Regions from separate parts of the Homo sapiens genome. Here region 1 is linked to region 2. Evidence: chromatin loops called from intact Hi-C (ENCODE). Cell type or tissue: K562. All regions are shown on one strand. Links, peaks and the distances in the headings refer to the core of each region. The heading gives the core; the rest is flanking DNA.

The links. A loop is a pair of places that touch in the nucleus more often than their neighbours do. Peaks named below come from ENCODE experiments on the same cell type or tissue, not always from the same donor. Only the 100,000 strongest peaks of a DNase experiment are listed, where the experiment ranks them.
Region 1: a loop joins it to region 2, with 2.4 times the contacts of the local background. A loop is called at or near these places in 2 of 110 quality-filtered maps.

What each region holds. Positions count from the first base shown.
Region 1 is chr10:69,784,561-69,794,587 of GRCh38, forward strand. No RefSeq gene overlaps it. Among named protein-coding and RNA genes, the nearest start is that of COL13A1, 12 kb to the right of the region's middle. In K562, for the core only: CTCF peaks have their summits at 2,417 (motif pointing right) and 4,691 (motif pointing right); a DNase peak (open chromatin) is centred at 4,671; H3K27me3 peaks cover 1,508 bases.
Region 2 is chr10:69,510,096-69,520,122 of GRCh38, forward strand. It overlaps a transcript of TSPAN15 not described here. Among named protein-coding and RNA genes, the nearest start is that of NEUROG3, 58 kb to the right of the region's middle. RefSeq lists a silencer at 5,644-5,693. In K562, for the core only: CTCF peaks have their summits at 3,725, 5,719 (motif pointing right) and 6,352 (motif pointing right); DNase peaks (open chromatin) are centred at 5,746 and 6,336; H3K27me3 peaks cover 2,127 bases.

The sequences.
Region 1 (10,027 bases), core at 1,451-9,450, 270 kb after region 2:
GTGGCCAATTTGTGACAGGTAGACTTGGTAGCTGTAATATTTGCTAGCAGGTTTGCTAGCATTGCCATAATCCTAAGCCAAAAGAGCAAAGCTGGAGGCATCACGCTACTTGACTTCAAACTATACTACAAGGCTACAGTAACCAAAACAGCATGGTACTGGTATCAAAACAGAGATATAGACCAACGGAACAGAACAGAGCCCTCAGAAATAATACCACACATCTACAACAATGCAATCTACCCCACAAAAGCAAGCAATGGGGAAAGGATTCCCTATTTAATAAATGGTGTTGGGAAAACTGGCTAGCCATATGTAGAAAGCTGAAACTGATCCCTTCCTTATACCCTATACAAAAATTAATTCAAGATGGATTAAAGACTTAAATGTTAGACCTAAAACCATAAAAACCCCAGAAGAAAACCTAGGCAATACCATTCAGGACATAGGCATGGGCAAGGACTTCATGACTAAAACACCAAAAGCAATGGCAACAAAAGCCAAAATAGACTAATTGGGTCTACTTAAACCAAAGAGCTTCTGCGCAGCAAAAGAAACTACCATCAGAGGGAACAGGCAACCTACAGAATGGGAGAAAATTTTTGCAGTCTACCCATCTGACAAATGGCTAATATCCAGAATCTACAAAGAACTTAAACAAATTTACAAGAAAAAATCAAACAATCCCATCAAAAAGTGGGCAAAGGATATGAAGAGACACTTCTCAAAAGAAGACATTTATGCAGCCAAGAGACACATGAAAAAATGCTCATCATCACTGGCAATCAGAGAAATGCAAATCAAAACCACAATGAGATACCATCTCACCCCAGTTAGAATGGCGATCATTAAAAAGTCAGGAAACAACAGATGCTGGAGAGGATGTGGAGAAATAGGAACACTTTTACACTGTCATTGGAAATGTAAACTAGTTCAACCACTGTGGAAGACAGTGTGGCGATTCCTCAAGGATCTAGAACTAGAAATACCATTTTACCCAGCGATCCCATTACTGGGTATATACCCAAAGGATTATAAATCATGCTACTATAAAGGTATGTAATTCTTGGCTTCGCTTTGAGCTTGTCAGATTGGCTCAAAGAAAGAAGAACCCTAACCAAAAACACAAGAACTTAATTAGGGAGAAGGGCCATAATGTGACCCATGAAGGCTCAGTTTCAACCCTTCGCCCCTTGAGTATGATGTTTTCACAATCCCCTTTGAGTTTGAGAGGCAGAAACCCAGTGGTGGAAACATGGCCAGAGGAAGATGGAAGAAGGGATGAACATGTGGCTTTGGATCATTCTGCGTCTCAGCTCCCACTGCCTCTCAGCCCAGAAGTCTTCCACCCTCTCCCCAGAGTGAAACTCTCACCCTCGAAGGGTAAGCCCCAAGCCACCCCTCACCGTGAATCCTGTCAGCCCTACCTCCCCACACACCCCTTTCCCCGAGATTCTGAAAACACAGGGCTCCCACCCCAATTCTCACTTGCCCTTACTTCTCTCCACCTTGTGTAACAGTTCGTTTCTTTCACATCCTACTTCCCCCAACTCTGAGCTCCTTGAGAAACAGGAGCTGCATCTAACTCACATCATTGCTCACAGAGGGCCTGACCAAACCTGGGCCTGGCTGAAGATGTTCAGAAATATCTGCTGAATTGGGCACAAAGCTACACAGTGTGACAGTTGACATGTGGTGCCTCGAGTTACGGGATACATTTGAATTCTGTAAGAAGAACGTCTCTGTTGGGTTAAACTTGGCTGTCTGGGGCAGGCAGGCAGAGCAAATAGTATGTGGAATGAAAAATACGTAGCAAAGCCCTTCGGTTTATTTAGCCATTTGAGGAAGGGCCTGAGTGGGAATGTGCAGCAGAGCTGTGCATTCTCCTGGGAAACATTCCCAACAGCCAGGCCAGTTTCCCCAGGGAATGACCCATACATAGCTCCCCGCTGATGCCTTCATAAGGGGGGACCTTGCCTGCCGTTCTCTTCTGCCTCCCTTTGGAGCACCTCCTTCTCCAGCATTTCATGGTAATGACCATGTTCCTACCTAGGAGGAAGAGATTGCCTGACAGTATGACTTTGACCCATTATGGACAACTGGTTTTTCCTTCTTAACAGGCCCCATGTTTCAGCACCCCCAAGCAGAAGCATTTGGCAGGGAAACAGCTTTCTCGTTGAAAGTCCGAGCCTCACACAAAACACATCAGGAGTTTTTAGGTCAGGCAAGGTGGGGGTGGAGGTAAGTCGACTGCCCACCCTATTGTTAGGACTCTTGGGGTTGCCAGTGACTGAAAACCCAACTCATCAGGCTTGAGCCAAAAGAGAATTCATTAGACCATACTCCTAAAAAGCCCAACATAGCTCTAGCTTCAGGTGCAGCTTGTTCCAGGATTTCAAATTGTCACTAGGGAGCAGTCTTGGTCCATTTCTCAGCCCTACTCTCTTCCTGTTGTCTTCATTTTCAAGTTGGGGTAAGATGGCTGTCAGCAGCTCCAGGCTATACCTCCCAGGGTCAAATTCAGCAAGCCAGGCTGAAGTCCTAGGAGGTACAGGCATATAGTTCCAGATACTTGAGAGAGTGATGTGGGAGAATCACTTGAACCTAGGAGTTTGTCAAGCCTGGGCAACACAGTGAGACCCCATTGCTAAAAACAAAATAAAACAAAAAATCCAATTCAGCAACTAGTTTGGGTCAGGCTTTCTATTACTTGTAATCCAAAACATTCTAACTGATTCACTCAAAATACTTGTGAGCTACTTCCAAGTCTAGGCAGCCCATGAAAATGGCTGTATAGAGAGATGCCTGCCCCAGGTGTGACAGATAGAAGGTGGAGGGCTACTCCCCACAGAGTTCCTGGAAGGAGCCAGAGGTGTGGAGAGGCAGACTTTCCTGTAGAGATGCAGTGCTCCTGAGCATTTGAGAAGATGCTCAACATACATCTCTTTTAAGGTCCTGTGGCAAGAGGGTTAGATTTCCTCAGGTGGGTAGCTGTGTGCCTGCCTCCCCAGGTGCCCTGTGGATGAAGTGTCTGGGCTCTGATGGGGAAAGTGGGGAAGGGAAGAGCTTAGATGCAGCTGGTGAAATGCCTCGTTTCTAAGTTTCCTGGTTTCTGTGGCCACCTATGTGACAGCAAGAAGTCAGGTGTGTGCACATGGGTCAGAGCTCGGGCAGGGACTGGGGCCTTTTCGTCAAGAGTCAGCTTCTGCTCCTGCTGCCTCCTGCAGGGCCAGCTTGAATCTCGGTATAGTGGGTGCTGGAATGTACCACCCAGAGTCCCTCTGCGGTAGGGTGACAGCTGCTGATGGCTCACACATAGCTAAAGGGATCAGCTGCACACAAGACCACGCTCCCCCCTGGGGTAGCCTGCACCTTAGGACTCATGCTGGGGTATAGACACAGACAGCCAGTGTTTACACAGAGAGCCAGAGTTGAGCTCAATCCAGGCCAACTCTGAAGGGCATCCCAGCTACAAGCTCCCCTCAGGGTTGGCTGAGACCTCTCTTGCTACCGCACTACAATTAAACTTCATCCTCTGCCCAGGCCTTCCCATGTTCCCCAGTATATCCCCTGCATGCAAATCTCTGTCCCAGAGTCCGCCTCCTCAAGAGTCCAAGCCATGGCACCAGGTGAGGCAGGTGGTGTCTGTGCGGCCCGATATGAGAGACTGGATCCCAATCACTTCTTTTCCTGCACTGACGGGAATAGTGCTAAAGAAGGAGTTGAGAAGCACAGACCCTCTTGTTTATGTTTTTTGGGGTTTTTTTGTTTTGTTTTTTGTTTTTGAGACGGAGTCTCGCTCTGTTGCCCAGGCTGAAGTGCAGTGGTGTGACCTCGGCTCACTGCAACCTCCGCCTCCCTGGTTCAAGCGATTCTCCTGCCTCAGTTTCCCAAGTAGCTGAGATAACAGGCATCTGCCACCACACCCAGCTAACTTTTGTATTTTTAATAGAGATGGGGTTTCACCATTCTGGCCAGGCTGGTCTCAAACTCCCAACCTCAGGCGATCCACCTGCCTTGGCCTCCCAAAGTGCTGGGATTACCGGTGCAAACCACCGCGCCGGGCTTGTTTATACTTTATTTAAAATTAAAAGAACTTTCTATTATTAAAGAAACAATGTATGCTCATTGAGAAAAAAAAACTGGAAAATTCCAAAAAGCCAAGTAAATTAATCATGTAATTAAAAGACACCAAAACACATCCTTCCATGAAACACAATGATGACTTTGTGCATTTGAATTTGAAACTATGTATGGAGTCCTTCCTACTTCCTAGGCCATTCAGGCTCCCAACAACCCCATGAGGTAGACCTCATTATTCCCATTTTGCCAATGAGACTTGAGACACTCAGAACCGTGGAGTTAACACAGAGGGCAAACAGCAAGCAGACAGAGCTTCTGACTGCAAGTTCAGAGCTTTCCTCATCACACCCCAGACCACCAAGTTGATGTCAGCTTTTCTGAGCGTGTTCTTCAATGGGGAAGAGGGTGGCAGATATGGAAGAAAGTTCCTAGGCCAGAAAATGGGACCCTCCCTCTCGTCCTGGTTCTGCCATTTACTTACTGGTTGATCTTAGACAAGTATTTTCTCCTGACTGGGGCCTCTGTGTGGGGAAGGCTGTGGGGTCTATGCGCAATCTGTTGGGCGCTATGAAAATGGACAGGGTTAGCAAGTGCAGTTGCTCTGGTTGCCTGAAGGGGGCACCACTGAGAAGAAAAGCCCTAAAATTGGGGAGTTAGGACACCCCTCCTCTAACAGAAGACAATATTCCCACAGTGGATCCCCCATGGGTCTCCCACGGGCAGTGGAGAAGGGGGCTCCAGGGGCTGCAGGAGCCTCCAACAAAGCCAGAACTGTGACAGGGTGGAACCCCAGAGCTGGAACTTGGTGCGTCTGTGTAAAAGGCTTAATTTATCTTTTGTAATTCTCTTTGGCCAAGGGAGACAACAGGGGAATGTTTTACTTTCTTTCTTTTTTTTTTTTTTAAAGAAAACTTTCCATTGTGGAAATGGCATGTGTTTATTTTTAAAAATCCAGCCACAGGGATATATAACTTCTGGGGGAGGGAGAAAGCTCAAGGGCCAATACTGACCCTCCTACTGTGAAAGCTGGGTCTGGGTTTCTTTTGCCATTTGATTCTTCCCTCCTAGGCCTCTTTCCTTTAAGCAGAACAGAAATCTTGCTCGTGGATGTGAAGGAGAATGACGAAGAGGAGAGCTGAATTCCAGATAATTAAAATATTACTACAATAAGAGTGACTGACATTTATCAGGCACTTACCCTGCACCAGGCACTGGGCTAGGAGCTTTGCAAATTGAATACTGTGCAAAGTATTCTATGATAGCCCAAGGAAATAGCTTTCATTGTCTCTATTTTACAGGTGAGAAAATCCAGTCTCAGAGAAGTAGTTACCAGTCCAGGCTGGTAAAGCAAGAATTACGCACAGGCTTGACTGACTGCAAAGTCATAACTATAGTCTTCTATTGTGGCAGAATCTTGGACCTCTGTGGTCACTACTGTCAGCAGGAGCCCACTGTGTGGGAGGACAGACTGTACCCCAAGGAAGAGGCAGGGGGCCTTTCTTCTCTCCACATGAGGGATGCTAGGACCAGTCCACCCCCTAGCTTCTTTGGTGGGATGCACAGAAGTTTTCTTCCTCCCTCTTGGCCGCAAGCTTTCCTATGGAAAATGCTCTTTTGGGTAGCAGGGTATAAAAGAGGAGGCCCCTGAGCAAGGGGTTGGATCAAAAGCCTTGCTGTGGGGGTGGCGGAGGCAGTTTCCCATAACTGTGGTGACTTGGAGGTGGGATCCAGGGCCCAGGCCACTTCGCTTCCCACCCTCCCTTCCTAACAGTGTAACCTTAGGTGAGTTACCTAACCTCTCTGTACCTGGTTTTTCTCATCTGTTAAATGGGGAAATAGAAATACCTACTCTCGTGCAGATTTCATCTTGCGAGATGATGTGTATAGTAAAGCACTTAGAACAGTCCATAGTAACGCTTAACAAAAATTAGTTATTATTATTCTCCAGAAGTGACTCATTTTCACCAAGTAGACCACGGTGAACAAATATTCACAGATATACACAGCTGAAGTGTAAATGGTCAGACATAAGACACAGTGCTTTTTTATGATTGTTCTCCCACTGACCAAAAATGCAACCCCTACACCCAAGTTCATCTTGCCTGTTGTTTGAACCTGGCTACTCCTCTTGACTAGAGGCACTTGGAATTCTCAAAAGGACCTGATGGGGTTAGGGACCCCAGGTCTCTCTGTTCCGGAAGGTTTCAATATAATTCTGAAGCTCTATGGGATACCACCTGTGGTCCTTCTACCCCTCCAGGTCCAGGTTTAGCTAGGAGTTACCCAGCTTAAAAAAGAACCAGCACCTGCCATCTTGGAAGAATTTGTTCTCTCTTTCTAGGTGGTCCTTTCTTGGGTCGTTTGGGCCTGTGTTTCTAGGCTGGCAAAGCCTTGGCATCTTCATGATCCTCACTACCAATCACACCACCAATGTGACATCATCACCAATGTCATCCATCAATGCCACCATTTAATCTAAACCATGATTACCATCACTTCTGTTAGCAGCAACACCATCCCATCCCACAACCACCTCCATCACTGATGTTGCCTTCACCTTTTTCATCTTCCTCTCAGCCATTGTCACTGTTAGGATCTCTCTTACATGATCATCTTTGCACTTTCAAGATCACCTATGCTCAGGGCCAGACAGAACCCTTTGGTAGTAAGTAACGGAAATCCAAGTCCACTGACTTAAGAAAAGAGATGGAAAGGATTGTAGTTCACAGATCTAAACTAGAAAGGGTGAGACTGTCCGAGGGATGACTGTGCCCAAGGGACTCAAACACCAACAGAAAGCTTTCATTTTCTCCATCTCTCATCTCCACTTCTCTCCAGAGTCAATTTTATTCTCTTCTGCAGACAAACTCTTGTCTATGTGAGCTTCATGGATTTATACACAGCTGCATAGTGACTCAAAAGCAAAAGAATTTCTATCTCCCAAGCTCTGATTGAAAAATTCTAATGGAAGTCCCTGGTTGGTTTCACTTGGCCATCCTTTGGGCCAATCATAGTGGCTAGAAATGTGTGGTTCTGTGATTGACCCTGCTTGGTCGTGTGCCTAGTAAAAACATGGCAACTGGGGGAAACTTGGTGAACAGGTGAGTACTCTACTTTACGTTGACATACATCCCATTCACCACCATCACCAGCACCACCACCAGCACCGCTGCCATCACCACCACCGCCCTCACTGCCACTGCCATCACCACCTCACCATTATCACCACTACCACCATCACCACCACCACCATTATCTCCACTGTTGCCATCACTGCTACCACCACCATCATCACTACCACCATTACCATCATCATCACTATCATCACCACCACCACCACCGTCACCACCATCTCCACCACCATCACCACCACTACCACCATCACCACCACCATTATCTCCACTACTGCCATCACCGCCTCCACCACCATTACCACTACTATCATTACTATCATCATCACTATCACCACCACCACCACCACCCACCATCACTGCCACTGCCGTCACCATCACCACCACCCACCGTCACCACCACCACTGCATCACCACCACTACCACCACCACCAGCATCATTATCACCACTACTGCCATCACCACCACCATCACCACCACTATAACCACCACCACCACCACCGCCACCATCATCACTCTTTTTCTGAGAACTATAATGTGCCCAGCCTTGAACTTCACATTTGAACTACACAAATATGAGTTTGAAGAAATCTCCAGCCCTGCAGGAATTTACTGTCTCTGGAAACAAGAAAGTTGACTTGTTCAAGGAGCTAGACTTCTAGTCCTTGGCCACAGGATGGGAGCAAAGAGGGAAGCTGTAGGGGCAGCATCTGGCACCTCTTCAGCACTGGCCCTAAGCCCTGAACAGACCCAGAGTCCTTGGAAGCTAACAAGCCTGTGCTGTGATGGCCAGGCCACTTGGCAAATAGCTGCCTGTGCCCAGCCAGGAACTGGAGCCATTCCTTCATACTCACAAAGTTCCCACCCCAGCCCACTGCCCTGTGCTCTACCAGAGCCCTCAGCACATCTGCCCTGTTCCCTCGGGGGCTGGGACTTGCTTTTGGCTCTATTCCCCCTACTCCTGCTCCACCTCTGAGCAAACATCTGTTTCTAGACGTTGTCCTAGAGCCTAATAAAGTCTCGGAAAGGCCCAAGTTAATATATCCATAGACCTGCCTGTCAGCAGCTAGCTAATGTCAGGAACAGAGCACTCAAGGAAAGCAAGACCCCTCGTTTCCTGATGGGGGTGGAGTGTACGGGAAAGATAAACAGGGCATCCCTCCCCATTTCAGAAATGACCTTAACAAAGCAACAGCTTTTAGGAAAAAGAGAAAAGAAAAAAATGGCCTTTGTAATGAGGTTTATGGGAACAAATGTTTCAGGTGGTTCTGCCTTCACAGCTACTGCTGGGGAAAGAGCTGGAGGGAGAAGAGCTCAGTCATGAGTGCAAAACCTCCTGTGGATTAACTGGCCCTTGGCCACAGTCCAGACAATGGGCTGAGCCTGAACCTGGGGGCTGTGAGTTGCCTGGCAGGGAAAAGACCTGCCCTGAGTGGCAGGTCTGGTTCTGCCACTAGTATGCTGGGTAACCTTGGACCACATTCTGACCTCTCTGTATTCAGTTTCTGCAGATGCCACATACTAGTGGAGCCTTGGAGGATTGACAAAGGTCCTTCTGGGCAAGGGGTGGGGGTGCCCCACACTTCAAACCAGGAGAGTAGCCCCTAAGATAAGATCTGACTACTGAGTTCTGTGGTCAAGACCAAGAGTTCCACAGTGGTGGGGGCGGGCAGAGGGTTGGGGGACAGGAAAGAGAGCAGAGACACAATGCTATAACTTGCATACCTCAAATTCTGGTAAGCGGGGATCTGGATCAGTAAACTAATTGGGCTCTTCATTATCCATCGGTCATCAACCAGAAACATCTGTCTCTTAAACTGCAGTTGCCCACCTTTCCGACAGCTCTTCCTGCCTGTCAGGGAGAGCTCAAGTCCTGCGTCCTTCTCCGAGCACATAATTGGGGCGCCCTTCCACTAACTCTGAGGCCTAGATTCTGAGCCCTTGTTTCCATGGACTGACAGCTCTGAGGGTCTGTGTTTCACTCTCACTCCTTAACCGATTGTTCTTTCTCCAGCAAGCTGCAAATCAGGCCCTAATGGCTGCATTTGCTTGTGGTTTCTGATGCCTGGTTGCAGCACGACCATCACCAACATCTCTTCTGTATTTTGCACTTGATTAGGGCTTTGCACACATGATCTCATTTGAGTCTTCCAGCATTCCCCTAAGTAAGAATTCATCTTCCCCTGCCTGGGCAGGAGAAGGTTCCAGAGAGGTTAAGGCATTTACCAAAAGGCACACAATTTGTAGATAAAGAAGCAAAGCTTCTGGTGCTTTGTTTCAACTCAAACTGAATCAGCAAAATGGTTTCATCTCAAGTACTAATCTCACTAGATTGATAATAGCTTTCTGCTTTGAGGGGCATAAGGGATTGTGTGTGTGTGTGCGTGTGTGTGTGTGTGTGTGTGTGTGTGTGTGTGTATGGTGGGAGTGGTGTTCTGTAGTTGATTAGTGATGTCTGCCAGTGGCATGGGAAGTATTGGCATGTGTGTGAAACACGACCAGACCATACCACTTAAGAAGAATGGAAGGTCAGGTGTTTGGGGTTATTGGGGTTCAGGAGGTCACATGATGCACCCAGGCAAGGATGGACCACATAACCTTGGAACTTCTGCTCTATTCTCCCAGTCCCTTTCTTTGTCTGGATCCTGCCATGCTCCAAGGACCAGCTTAGAATTCACCTCTTCCAGGAAGCCTTCCTGAACCTTCACTTCAACTCTAAGTCTCCACCCACTTCCCTTCTCTGAGTCCCAAGGCACTAATCATCTGCCTACTTGTTTGGCCTTCAGCTTATGCTGCCTGGCACTGCTGTTCTT
Region 2 (10,027 bases), core at 978-8,977:
TTATTTCTAATTATGTGAAGAAAGTCAATGGTAGCTTGATGGGGATAGCGTTGAATCTATAAATTACTTTGGGCCATATGGCCATTTTCACGATATTGATTCTTCCTAACCATGAGCAAGGAATGTTTTTCCATTTGTTTGTGTCTTCTCTTATTTCCTTGAGCACTAGTTTGTAGTTCTCCTTGAAGAGGTCTTTGACATCCCTTGTAAGTTGTATTCCTAGGTATTTTATTCTCTTTATAGCAATTGTGAATGGGAGTTCACTCATGAATTGGTTCTCTGTCTGTTATTGGTTTATAGGAATGCTTGTGATTTTTGCACATTGATTTTGTATCCTGAGACTTTGCTGAAGTTGCTTATCGGCTTAAGGAAATTTTGGGCTGAGACGATGGAGTTTTCTAAATGTACAATCATGTCATCTGCAAACAGAGACAATTTGACTTCCTGTCTTCCTATTTGAATACCCTTTATTTCTTTCTCTTGCCTGATTGCCCTGGCCAGAACTTCTAACCCTATGTTGAATAGGAGTGGTGAGAGAGGGCATCCTTGTCTTGTGCTGGTTTTCAAAGGGAGTGCTTCCAGCATTTGCCCATTCAGTATGATATTGGCTGTGGGTTTGTCATAAATAGCTCTTATTATTTTGAGATATGTTCCATCAATACCTAGTTTATTGAGAGTTTTTAGCATGAAGGGGTGTTGAATTTTATTGAAGGCTTTTTCTGCATCTATTGAGATAATCATGTGGTTTTTGTCATTGGTTCTGTTTATGTGATGGATTACGTTTATTGATTTTCGTATGTTGAACCAGCCTTGCATCCCAGTGATGAGCTGACTTGATCGTGGTAGATAAGCTTTTTGATGTGCTGCTGGATTTGGTTTGCCAGTATTTTATTGAGGATTTTTGCATCGTTGTTCATCAGGGATATTGGCCTGAAATTTTCTTTTTTTTGTTGTGTCTCTGCCAGGTTTTGGTATCAGGATGATGCTGGCCTCATAAAATCAGTTAGAGAAGAGTCCCTCTTTTTCTGTTGTTTGGAATAGTTTCAGAAGGAATGGTACCAGTTCCTCTTTATACCTCTGGTAGAATTTGGCTGTGAATCTGTCTGGTCCTGGCCTTTTTTTGGTTAGTAGGCTATTAATTACTGCCTCAATTTCAGAACTTGTTATTGGTCTATTCAGGGATTTGACTTCTTCCTGGTTTAGTCTTGTGGGGGTGTATGTGTCCAGGAATTTATCCATTTCTTCTAGATTTTCTAGTTTATTTGCATAGAGGTGTTTATAGTATTCTCTGAAGGTAGTTTGTATTTCTGTGGGATCAGTGGTGATATCCCTTTTATCATTTTTTATTGTGTCTATTTGATTCTTTTCTCTTTTCTTCTTTATTAGTCTTGCTAGCGGTCTATTTTGTTAATCTTTTCAACACACCAGCTCCTGGATTCATTGATTTTTTGAAGGGTTTTTGTGTCTCTTATCTTCTTCAGTTCTGCTCTGATCTTAGTTATTTCTTGTCTTCTGCTAGCTTTTGAATTTGTTTGTTCTTGCTTCTCTAGTTCTTTTAATTGTGATGTTAAAGTATCAATTTTAGATCTTTCCCACTTTCTCTTGTGGGCATTTAGTGCTATAAATTTCCCTCTAAACACTGCTTTTGCTGTGTCCCAGAGACCCTGGTACGTTGTGTCTTTGTTCTCATTGCAGGGACATGGATGAAGCTGGAAGCCATCATTCTCGGCAAACTGACACAGGAACAGAAAACCAAACACCGCATGTTCTCACTCGTAAGTGGGAGTTGAACAATGAGAACACATGGACACAGGGAGGGAAAGATCACACACTGGGGCCTTTCAGAGGGTGGGGGGCTGGGGGAAGATAGCATTAGAGGGAATACCTAATGTAGATGATGGGTTGATGGGTGCGGCAAACCACCATGGCACATGTATACCTATGTAACAAACCTGCCCATTCTGCACAAGTATGCCAGAACTTAAAGTATAAAAAAAAATGAAATGGATGGAAGCAGAGTACCTGGAGAGGGCTTTGTCCATCCTGTGGTTGAGGACTCCCTGGCCATGACACCCTTTTGTGCTTTAAAGCCAATGAATGACATTATCTTGGCCTCTTGTCTCACAAGGATGGAACCATAAATGAGTCCTTTCCCACACCATGACACACATAGAAAATAATAATATTTGTGCAGCCTACATCATTTGTGAAGTTGAGGAGGTTTGTGGGCTTTGCTTTTTGATTTATTTGTTAATAATTATTTTTTATAAGACACATTAAGGAAGACTGATTTTGTATAAAAATGTCCAATACCATATTCTTGAAATATATTTTTAACAATTTATGGAGGTATACTGGATATAAAATAAACTGCGTGTATTTAAACTGACAAATGTGTCAGTGAAACCATCACTACAGTCAAGATAATGAACATATCCATCACTCTAAAAAATGTCCTCTTGTCCCTTTGTAATCTGTTTATTATAGCCCTTCCCACCATCCACAGCCTATGCTTAAGCAATCAGAGCTCTGCTTTCTGTCTCTATAAATTACTTGGTATTTTCTAAAATGTTATATAGGTGGACTCATACAGCATGCACTCTTTCTGTCTGGCTTCTTTCACTCAGTAATCATTTTAAGATTCATTCATTTTGTAGCATATATCAGAAGTTCATTTCTTTTTATTGCGGAGCAGCATACTGTTGTATGGATACACCATGGTTTATTTATCCATTCACCTACTGATGGACGTTTTGTTTCCAGTTTTTTGTTGTTGTTACAAATAAAGCTGCTATGAATACTTGTGCATGTGTCTTTATAAAAACACATACTTTCATTTCTCTTGGGTAAATATCTAGAAGTAGAATGGCTGGATTATATGTAACTATATGTTTAACTTTTTAAGAAACTGCCAAACTATTTTCCAAAGTGGTTGCACAATTTTGTATCCCCACCAGCAGTGTATGAGAGTTCTGGTTTCCCTACATCCTTGCCAGCAGTTGGTATGGCCAGTTTTTCTTAGTCATGCTAATGGGTGTGTGGTGGTATTTTGTTGTGGTTTTGATTTGCATTTCCTTAATAATCATGTTGAGTACTTTTCGTAGACATATTTGCCATCCACATAATTTCTTTGCTGAAGCGCCTTTTGAAATATTTTCTTAAAAAATTAGATTGTTTTTGTATTATTGAATTTTGACAACTCTTTGTATATGCTGGATACGGGTCCTTGATTAGTTATATGATTTGAAAAATTTCAGTCTGTAGCTTGTCTTGTTCTCTCTCTCTTTCCTTCATGTAGAGATTGGGTCTCACACCATTGCCCCGGCTGCCCTTGAACTCCTGGGCTCAGGATCTTCCCACCTCAGCCTCCTAAAGTGCTGGGATTACAGGCATGAGCCACCGTGCCCAGTCTGTGGTGTGTCTTTTCAGTCTCTTAATGGTGTTTTCCAAAAAGCAGGAGTTTTTAACTTGATGAACTCCAACTTATCAATGTTTTCTTTCATGCGTGATGCTTCTGGTGTCATAGCTAAGAAATGTTTGCCTAAACCAAGATCACAAAGGTTTTCTCCTACATTTTCTTTTAAAAGTTTTATAGTTACGTTACAATTATGTAACGCTCTTACATTTAAGTCAAGGATTCATTTTGAGTTAATTTTCTAATATGCTACAAAGTACGCATCAAAGTTAATCTGTTTTGTACATGCATATCCAATTGCTCCAGCACCACCTGTTGAAAGCAGGGATGAATTTCCACTGAATTGCCTTGGCACCTTTGTTGAAAAGCAATTGTCCATGTATCTGTAGGTTTACTTCTGGATTTCTCACTACGTTTTGGTCAATGTTGTATAGCAAATGTCAGAGCAGACATCCTTGACTTGGTCCTGATCTTAGGGGGAAAGTGTTCAGTCTTTTATCATTAAGTATAATGTTAGATGTAGGTTTTTCATGGACATTCTTTATCCAGGTTGACTAAGTTCTCTTGTATTTCTAGTTTACTCAACATTTTTGTTGGGACTAGATGTTGGATTTTGTCAAATGCCTTTTCTGCATATTTTAGAATTTGCGAATATGGTGAATTTCATTCATTTTCACATGCTGAATTAACCTTGCATTCCTGGAATAAGCCCCATTCAGTGATGATATAGTACCCTTTTAATATATTGTTGGATTTGGTTTGTTGAAATTTTGTTTAGGATTTTTGCACCTTTGTTTAGGAGGATTGTTTTCTTGTAAAATCTTTGTCACATTTTGGTATCAGAGTCATGCTGGCTTCATAGAATTAGCTGGGAACTGTTCCTTCCTTTTCAATTTTCTGGAAGAGTTTGTAGAATTGGTGGTATTTCTTCTTTAAAAGTTTGATAAAATTCACTAGTGAAGCTACCTGGAAAATCTTCTTTGTAGGAAGATTTTAAACTATAAATCTAATTTCTTTAATGGATATAAGACTACTTATTTCTTCTTGAGAGCTTTGGTAGTTTTTTCCTTCAAGGAATTTGATAATTTCATCTAAGCTGTCAAACTTATTGACATAAAGTTGTTCATAACACTCCCTTATTATTCTAGAATCTGTAGTGATTTCATCTCTCTTATTCCTGGATATTGACAATTTGTCTTTTTTTCTCTTTTCCCTAATTAGCCTGGCTAGGGGTTTATAGATTTTAAAGATCTTCTCAAAGAGCCAGCTGGACCATTCTCATGAGCATATAAATAATCTCTTAGTATTCCCATCTTAAACAAGGATACAGACAAGCAAGGCCCTCCTGATGATTTCTCCTCTCCGGCCCCTGCCCTGTCTCTCTTTCCCTTCATAGCAACTGCTTTGAAAGTGTCTGTCCTCTCTGTTTCTGGTTCCTCTTCTCCCATCATTCTTGGACCTCCCTAATTAGACTCTTGTCCCACTTGCCCCAAATTGCTCTCATCAACATCACCAGTGACCCCTGCATTGCTAGGTCCTATGTCCCTGTGGCATTTCTCAGCTTCTTGGCTTGTCTGCCACATGTGGCCAGTTGATCATTCTCTCCTCCTTGAAATGCCTTCTTGTTTTTCCTCCAAGAGACCAACCTTGCCTAGTTTTTCTCTTACTTCTGAGGCCCCCTCTTATGAGTCTCAGTTGTTGATTTTGCTTTCCCAACCTCTTAGCATTTGAGGGCCTCATCTGTCTTTTCTATCCACAATCCCTTGTTGACCTCATCCAGCCTGGAATTTGAGGTCCTATCCACCACTCTAGCCTCAGTCCTGGGTCCCTGCTCTAGTCAGCAGGTCGCCAGGGCTGACTCAGTTCATTCGTAGCTCACACGGTTCCATCTGTCCTCTCACAGGAAGATCCAGCTCCCACCACTTTCACGTCCTCCCCCACCTTCCCATCTCCTCTGAGGCTCATTTCAATTCGGTGTGTGGAGGGACTTCTTTTATGATCACCCATTTTGCAGGAGAGGAAAGATAAAGGCCAGACTAGCTTAGTAAGTTGCAGTCCAAGAGGCCCTGCCAGCAACCTCAGATCCTGACTCCTTCCAAGCTCTTGCCTTGGCTGCCACCTTCCTGGGGCCTGAGAAGCACCTGGAAATATTATGGGGCCACAAGCTCTGGCACAAGGTCCTGGCTTTCCACAGCTCGTGACCCCTTGGAGGGAGCCTGATTTGCAGTCCTAAAGCCCAGGCAGAAGGCACAAACGTTCCCAGCAAGAAAATGAGCAGAGCTGACATGGGGACATGTGGTCGCTAGGTGGCGCGGCTGACCCACTACTTGGCAGCCAGCACTCAGCAACTCCACCCTCTCCACTCCCTAGAGCCTGGGCACCTGCCTGGGTGGCAGCAGGAGTCTGCTTTCCGCCCCCTACCCCAAAAGAGCAGACCACAAGGTGAGGGAGCCTAAAATACTATAGGTCCTGATTGTAGTAGGTGCTCAATAAATAATTATTGACTAAAAGAGTGATCATTTTGTGAAGTTCGGATAGATGAGACTTTCCCATTCCCATTTCATAGGCTGGGAAACTGAGGCCGGATACTAACGATAGGAGTAGCAACCAAGGTTACTGTTATCGACTCTCATTCGGTCACTATGTACCAGGCATTTGCTTAGCACATTTCATTCTTCATCCCATTTAGTCATCACAGCAAAAAGGCAGGGCCTTTATGATTTGCATTTGGCAGGTAAGGACATAGGGGCTTAGAGATCAGCTGACTTATTCAAGTCATACAGTTAGTGGAATAAATGGAAGAACCAGGATTTGAACCACTCTGCCTGCATCTGAGTAGCTGAATAGGATCAGGGCCAGTGCTGCCTCCTTCCCCCACCAATAGGATCTGAGGTGAAGTGCCCCAGCAGTGCCTCCACCTGGGCATCATGTGGCCACCAGAGGGAGGCCTCGGTCTTTAGACAGCTGCAGAGGGGCCTGGACTGAGGCTGGGGAGGGTGGCCATGACTTAGATGCCAGAATGAGAAGTGGGAGTACTAGGGCTCTGGAGGGCAGGTTCTTCATCTGCAAAAGCAAGAGGATGATCCCCACTTGGCCGGGTCTCTGTGAGGAGGACATGGGATCATGCATGGAAAGTTCTTAGCCCCTGCGAGGGCTCAGCACCCACCCCTCCCCCAGCACTTGCCCTTGCACTGAACAGGCTATATAGTAACAGGTCATGATAATAAACTGCAATCACTGAGGGTATCCATTTCACTGATTCGTTTTTGTATGGTCAGTCTCCCCCACTGAGGGGTGGGATGGTGATCTGCTTTCTGCTCTGCTGTCTCCTGAGAGATGAGGTTGTGGTGCCTGGGACATAAGGGGTGCTCACTAAGCAGGTGCCAACCCAGGGAATGGAAATGGCCTGGAGCTGTGGCCCCTGCACTGTCTGGGCCCCCAGGACTCAGTGGGCTCACTGGATCCCATGTGTGAGCCCCAGAGGGCCAGGCTCAGCATGTTGGACTCCTTATAGGCTGTGGCCAAACCTTTGTCCCTCTCTGACCTCTGCCTTCTCCTCTCCAGAAGGGGCATCTAAGGCTTTCCAGGTGTAATGGCTCAGGGAGTGGCTGTGCCAGGTGTACGGGTGCCCTTTGATGTCACCTGTCACCTCGCTGGTGGCTGCGCTCTCCCTTCCTCTCGCTGCTCCTGTGTCTTCTCCTCCATCTGCCAAAGTCACCATGCCAGGGCTGCCCCCAGCCCCAATATCCAGTGGAAAAACCCAGAGAAATCACACAAATAGAAAATATCCACATCAACTTGAGAAGCTAAGCCTGCGCTTGAGGCAGTTCTTGGAGCAGCTTCTAGCAGGGGCCCAGACCAACACCATCAGCAAGGAGCTGCCGGGGGCTCGGCCCCCTGAAGGAGGTTTTTATGACTGGCCTTAGCTGCCCTCCTGAGGCTGACAAGGGCTCCACTGGGGAACCTCTGGGCAAGTCGGTGGAGGGCCCCTCAGCATCATCTGGGCCTTGCTGGCAGCAAAAGTGGGTCTCAGAAACCAACTCCCATGAGAGGAGCCACCTGGATAGAGAGTGGGCAGTGAGAGCAGGACACAGGTTCCACCACAGAGCAGCAGAGACACCCAGAGGCTCCTGGTCCATGGTGCCTGGGGGATCAGAAGGACTCACACCCGGAGGGGAACGGGCCTGTGGAGAATGTTACCCTGGCCAGGACCCGGCTGGCACCACACGCCCCAATATCCCTGCCTTGGCTCTGTGAGGAGGGCTCTGCCAGGGTTTGAGGGGCCTGCGTGGGAGCCAGGGCAACCCATGCATCCAATGCCCTGTGGAAATAACTCTCCATTAGAGGAGCCACCAGGAGGAAAACTGGGCCCATGGGAAAGGGGGTAGCTACAGGGAAAGGAGAACAAGAGGGCGAGGATTGCGTCTTACGATCACTGTAGCTCCTGCACCTCCCAAGACACATAGTAGGTGCTCAATAAATCTTTGTTGACTGGACACACAACTCAGAGTACACCCTTCCTCAGTTCTACATTGCATTGGCAAAGACAGAATATGTGTACTTCAGGCTGTATGTAGGGTACAGAGAATACTTCTATTAGATAAGGACAATCCGTGGTAGGAGACAGTGATAAACAAAAAATACAGTAACTGACTTCAATTTGCATTGAACGCAATGAATAGCAGATCTGAAAATGTAAAAATCAAATGCAAGATATCAAAGGGCCAGATGGAGAAATGTGCAAAGAATGCAAAGGAAAAGGTTATGGACAGAGCATCACTGAGAACACACAAGGACAAGGGTCACGGGTGTCTCACCCGAGTGCCTGCCATGCCCTCCCTCTACCAACACCCCCGCCACCCCAGAGTAAAGGAAACAGGAATAAATAGAAGTTATTAAAGAAGTAAACTCTTGATTTTTTTTCTTTTTCTTGAGACAGAATCTCGCTCTGTCACTAAGGTGGAGTGCAGTGATGTGATCTCTGCTCACTGCAATCTCCACCTCGTGGGTTCAAGCGATCCTTCTGCCTCAGCCTCCTGAGTAGCTGGGACTACAGGCGCACACCACCATGCCCAGATAATTTTTGTATTTTTGGTAGAGATGAGGTTTCAACATATTGGCCAGGCTGGTCTCGAACTCCTGACCTCGTGATTTGCCTGCCTTGGCCTCCTAAAGTGCTGGGATTACAGGCGTGAGCCACCGCACCCGGCCATAAACTCTTGATTTTAAAAAGTAAAAGAACTCAGTAAAATTAACAATGTGCAACTCCTGTGGCAGTCCTTCCCAATGTCTTCAATGCTTATAGAGAAACATGGTATCTATGAGTTTCCTGGGTAAAGGGAGGAGGCACCCAGGCCCTGGGCTTAGGGGATTAGAAACTCAACTGCCTGTGGCCCACTCACTGCCCACAGATGAGCCCTAGAGACAGTCACATAGGTGCTCTAAGAGACGGTCACGAGGGTGTCTGTTGCAGCACTGTTTATAATAGTGAAAAATGGGAGGACTGTGGTATGCTTCTGCGTGGAATAGTATACAGCTATTTAAATGAAGGAACTAAAGTTCCATGTATCCATGCTCAAGAACACAATGCTGAGGAGAAAAGCTAGTTGCATAGTGATACGTAGGGCTGGGCGCGGTGGCCCAGGCCTGTAATCCCAGCACTTTGGGAGGCTGAGACAGGTGGATTGCTTGAGCCCAGGAGTTTAAGCCCAGCCTGGGCAATGGGAGACCCTGTCTCTACAAATAATAATAATAAAAAAACTATCTGGCCGTGGTGGGGTGCTCCTGTAGTCCCATGTTCTTGGGAGGTTGAGGTGGGAGGATCTTCTGAGCCCAGGAAGTCGAGGCTGCAGTGAGCAGTGATTGCACTATTGTACTCCAGCCTAGGTGACAGAGGGGAGACCCTGTCTCAAAAAAAATAATATATTGCTTATGGATGTCTATAAGAAGAAAAGTAAAAAATAAAAACTAGAAAGAGATATATCAAATTCATGAGACTCTGTAAAGGGAAAAGGAAATGCGCCTGTGGATCAAATGATATTTGACTTTGTACAGCTTTATTTATTTTCTTTAAAAATCAGAAACAAAAATGTTCAAATGTAAATATTTGTTCATTAGGGATATCCATAGATGGAAATGTATGTTATTCTCAGTAGCTTTCTCTACTTTTTGGTGAATTTTTTTTATTGTGCTAAATATATTAATACATAACATAAAATTTACCATTGTAACCATTTTTTTTTTGAGAGTTTTGCTCTTGTTGCCCAGGCTAGAGTGCAATGGCGTGATCTCGGCTCACCGCAACCTCTGCCTCCCGGGTTCAATCAATTCTCCTGCCTCAGCCTCCCGAGTAGCTGGGATTACAGGCGTGTGCCACCACACCCGGCTAATTTTGTATTTTTAGTAGAGATGGGGTTTCTCCATGTTGGCCAGGCTGGTCTTGAAGTCCCGAACTCAGGTGATCTGCCCGCTTTGGCCTCCCAAAGTGCTGGGATTATAGGCATGAGCCACTGTGCCCAGCCCCATTTTAACCATTTTTAAGTGTACAGTCCAGTGCCATTAAATATATTCACCATGTAGTGCAACCATTGCCCCTATACATTTCCAGAATGT